Regions from separate parts of the Homo sapiens genome. Here region 2 is linked to region 1. Evidence: read pairs that join two places in POLR2A ChIA-PET (ENCODE). Cell type or tissue: MCF 10A. All regions are shown on one strand.

What was found. ChIA-PET counts read pairs that join two places held together with the same protein. Peaks named below come from ENCODE experiments on the same cell type or tissue, not always from the same donor. Only the 100,000 strongest peaks of a DNase experiment are listed, where the experiment ranks them.
Region 2: POLR2A ChIA-PET joins it to region 1 with 6 read pairs; 2 of 35 experiments call an interaction of 5 or more read pairs at or near these places.

What each region holds. Positions count from the first base shown.
Region 1 is chr7:123,769,625-123,772,124 of GRCh38, forward strand. It overlaps a transcript of HYAL4 not described here. Among named protein-coding and RNA genes, the nearest start is that of WASL-DT, 22 kb to the left of the region's middle. In MCF 10A, no CTCF peak of the experiment used is centred here; a DNase peak (open chromatin) is centred at 977.
Region 2 is chr7:123,642,877-123,645,376 of GRCh38, forward strand. No RefSeq gene overlaps it. Among named protein-coding and RNA genes, the nearest start is that of LMOD2, 12 kb to the right of the region's middle. In MCF 10A, no CTCF peak of the experiment used is centred here; DNase peaks (open chromatin) are centred at 1,135 and 1,385.

The DNA.
Region 1 (2,500 bases):
CCTTCCAGCATGGGGGAAACAAGTCCTCCTGAAGGAGGATCTTGGTGATGCATCACAGTGTCCACTACAATTCACCGTCAAGTGTAAGAGACTACACAATGCAAACATCGGTCTGCTCTATAGTTTAAACAGTCCTTTTGTAAATAACCTCATAGAGTAATAATAGCTGCCTCAAATCTGTAAGTGAAAGAGACTTGAAAAAAAAAAAAAAACACCGTTAAACAAAAAGTTGACCACTTACTAATCCTGGGTAAAATGTGATATGAGGACTCGTGGATTTCACAGACCAGTGAAATTTCTCTCAGCAACTGAAATAACAAACGTGTGGTTATCAGCTTTTATTTTCGCCAAGTAAAGTTTTTTTTTTTAAACAATATTTAAAAAGAGAGGATATTTTAATAATAAAAGGCTGGGCATGATATCAGAATAAAGTTTAAACTAAATAAATATTCCTTTATAAAACGTTCACCTACATTGTTCATTTCATCATGGACAGGAGAAAAGTTTGTCACTGATGGTTTGTCTGTGAACTGACATTTGGAAATCATAACCATAAGTGGGCTATAAAAAAAAAATCCCCTTTGGGAGGCCGAGACAGGCGGATCACGAGGATAGAGACCATCCTGGCTAACACCGTGAAATCCCGTCTCTACTAAAAATACAAAAAGTTAGCTGGGTGTGGTGACGGGCGCCTGTAGTCCCAGCTGCTTGGGAGGCTGAGGCAGGAGAATGGCGTGAACCCGGGAGGCGGAGCTTGCAGTGAGCAGAGATCGCGCCACTGCACTCAAGCCTGGGCGGCAGAGCGAGACTCCATCTAAAAAAAAAAAAAAAAAATCCTGCCGTGGAAGTTCCAGGGAAGACCTGGGAGAAAAAGTAACATTAAAGTTGGAAAGATAGGTAACAAGATGAGTCAGGGTGGAGGTTTCTAGCTGAGTGGACAGTGTGAACAAAGGCTCAGAGATGGGGAAGAGCAGGGCGTAATCACACAATGAAGTGTAGTAATTCTGCTCAGGGGAGCATTAGTCATGGAGAGGAGTGTTGAGAAATGAAACTAGAGTACGTTGGGGTCAGATTATTCAGCAGACAATAGGAAGTAGTAGAGATTTTGGGGCAAAGAATTTACATGATCCGAGTTGTGCTTTAAGAAAAGTAATTTATCAAAAAAAAAAGGTTTTATATATGACATATGCTTAAAATGGATTACATGGCAGAGATTCTGTGTCTTATTATGAAGCAATTATAGTCCGTGAAAGGCAAAAAGAAGATATGAATTAGAGATGGGGTACTGAGAATAAGAAGGAGGAAATGAATGTAAATACGGTAGGAATAGAACCAGAGCTTGGTAATTTATTGGAGGGCTTCAGGAGACAGAAGAGAAAAAATAATGGTAGTTTCATTAACAGAAAAAGAGGGTGAGGAAGAGATAGGTTTTAGAAGAAGATAAAAAGTCCAGTTAGTTCTAAGCATCCTAACTTTAAATAATCTACCCTGGGAAGAGCAGGCTGAAGAGAAGATCTATTTCTAAAAATATGTTTCCTTTCCTGATATAATATCATGGATAGTTGAGCTTCAACTGACAAATAAATAAAGGCAGTCCTCATCTTGCTTGGTACGATGTTAACTGAATCTCATATTTATTGAAATTATTTCCTCACTATTCACTGATTCCAAATCTCAGTCAACATGGTATCATGCAAAATGAGGGATACAGATTTCAAAAACTACATGTACGTGTTGCTGTATCTTAGTACTAATGATATTTCAGACTGCATAATTCTTTGTTGTGGGGCTGTCTGTGCGTTGGATGTTTAGCAACCTCTCTAGCTTCTACCCACTAGATGCCAGTAGCATCTAGTATCTGATTTCAGTTACCCAGCTTGTTATTCTCTTCAGCTCATCATTCACATACATTGGCAACCTTATATATTTTTTCCATAGTGTTTCATCTCACTAATATCTTGTTGCAATTTAAAACCTTTTAGTTGTTATGATATTTTGGCATTTTTGTTATGGGTAGTTTGTACATAATACCAATTACTTGACTTATTGGTTAGTGTGTGAACTTCACTGGCCACAGGGTGCCTAGGTTAAACATTATTTCTGAGAGTGTCTGTGAGGGTGTTTCTGGATGAGATTAGCGTTTGTTTTCTTTGCTTGTTTTTTGTTTGTTTGGTTTGAGGTTTTTTTTTTTTTTTTTAACTTACCCATCCATGTAGAGATTAGCATTTGAACTAATGGACTCAGTAAAGTACATTGCCCAAGATGGAGGGCATCATATAAACTGTTGCGGGTCTGAGTAGAACAAAAGGGAAAGGGAAGAGAAATTAACCACTTTTGCTTCCTGCCTGTCTGTTTGAGCTGGGACACATCACCTTGTCTTCTCCAGCCCTCAGACTGGGATTTACACTATCAGCTCCCCTGGGTCTCAGGCCTTTGAACTCAGACTGACTGACATCGGCTTTCCTGAGTCTCCAGCTTGCAGATGGCAGATCATGGGACT
Region 2 (2,500 bases), 130 kb before region 1:
AAAACTAAGGTTTAAAATACAAGTACATTTAAGAGAGGTAGAATGATATCTGAACATTTTTTTTAAATAATGGACTTTGATAAGGGAAAAGGGATGAGAACCCCAAGTCCACAGAAGAAAAGTATAGGTATTTTCTATAGCCAAAGGCTTCATAATTTGTTCTACGAATATGGAAAATATCTTGAGGACCATCTAGACCATTTGAATACATCTGGAAAGACTACTCCAATAATGTCTCTCATTTATCCTGGGTTTTACGGTTCATAAAGAATTTCACATACATCACCTCACTTGATTCTTACAGCTATTCTAGGAACAGGAGAAGGAAGGGGCTAATTATCTCCACTCTATAGAAAAGAAAATAAATCTTCTAGTTAACTAAAGTAGTAAATGTCAGAGCTAGGACTTGACTCCAAATCCCCAGGACCTGACTCCAAATCCCAAGCTCCTTCCATATCATCATTTTTAGCTCAACAAGAATAGGAAGGGATCATTCACAATAGCCAAAAATCAGAAACAATTCAAATGTCCATCAATTGGTGAATGGATGAACACAATGTGGTGTATCCAGACAATGGGATCCTGTTTGTTAACATGCTACAACATGTGTGAACCTCAAACACATTAGGTTAAGTGAACCTCAAACACATTAGGTTAAGTGAAAGATGCCAAACACAAAAGATCACAAATTGTATAATTCCATTTATATAGAATATCCAGACAAAGTGAACATTGAGAGACTGAAAACAGATTAGAGGTTGCTTGGGGCTAGAGCATAGGGACAAAGGTTGACTACAAATGGGCACAAGGGATCTTTTTGAGATCATGGAAATGTTCTAAAATTGGTTTGTGGTGATAGTTGCACAACTCAGTAAATTTACTAGAAGAAAAAAAATCATTGAACGTTACACTTAAGGTAGGTGAGTTATATGATATGTAAATTTCACCTCAATATGTCTCCTTAAAAAAAAATAATGACAGGAGGAGCATGTGTCTTACTGGCAGAGAATGCCATGTTTACAACCTCACAGAGAGGCCCAGCACAACAATGGAATCATCTGGCTCGGAGGAAAGCACTTGGTTTTTGTGCTGGCAGCACATGATTTATTGGTTTTGCCCTGCTGATAAGGCCATTAAAAGCAGATGATGACACATTCTTCAAGGGCAACACAAAGCCTGCTGCCTTCACCAGTCTTACTGGACCTCAACCCGAACACATGTAGCTTGTTCTGCCAGCCTCTGACATTTTCATTTTGTTTGTAATATAACTTTTCCACCTTTTAAAAATATGTATTTTAGAAAACAAATGCAATAAAACATGTAGATTGGAGAGCTAAAAGTGAAAGTTTCCAGTCCTGTTAAGGGCAGGAATTGGCAAGGGATCATGTTACCAGTGGGATGGGTCTTTTGTAACTTCTCTGAAAACCAGCTCTGATTCACTGAGGATGCCTTAGAAAGGAGAACAAAGAGAAACTGGGGACTCCCGGCCGGGGGGAATCAGAGAAGGCAAATATTCAACAAGCCCTAGATCTCAAGAACACAGGGCGCTGTGGAAGTAAAGGTCAGTTAGGAGCTGTGAGTCTGTGTGAAAAGAGAGTGCCTTTGATATTCGTGATAAAATTTCAAAAAAAAAATCTCAGTAACCAGATACCAGCTTTCAAGCACTAACTGTCCCATTGTCGGGCCACACTGAGTCCTCATATTCCTGTACTTTGAAACTGACTTTACCTCTCTGACCTCATTCACAGCAAGATCTCAACTTTTCTGCCCTTTAATGTGGCATTTACCTGCAGGACCTGGAGTCTTCTAAAGTGACAGTTGTCATGACCCTGAGGAGGGAACCATACCAAGGAGATCGCTGTCTTGGGTGCTCACCTTCCACATCATTCTTCTTAATACTACAGCGAACAACTCTGTCCAAACTTGTCAGACCAACACTCGGGGTTTCAGGACAGGTAATTGCTGAAATGAATGGAAGACCTTCTACTCCACCTCTAGGAAAATTTCCTTTATGAAAATTTTAGGTGAGCTTTATTAGAACCTTCTAGTCCACCTCAAGTAAAATTTCTTTTTATTAGAACTTAAATCTGTTTCCTGTTTCATAAGTGGAATTCCATATTCACCATCTGCTGTGTAAGATGAAAGACTTGGTTGATAAATTCAGCTATTTCTCATTTTTTTTTCTGAAAATCTTTTTCTTTGGTCTTTACAGTTTTAACATTATCAGTTTATCTTTCTATTTGCTTGTGTGGGACTCATTATTACATGTTTGAATCAGATTAACAAACAATAAGTAGACCTACTATACACAGGTGAAGCATTAGATGCTCTATTACTAATCTTTGTCTTTCATCCCATCCTTCTTTCATTTTGATACATTTTGAAATGCCTAACTAGTAGATCTCAACGTGAGAAGCAGTTTGGACTCATTAGAACATAATTATACCCATCACTTACTAGCTGGGCATACTTACAGGGATTTTTTAACCTCCCAGAACCT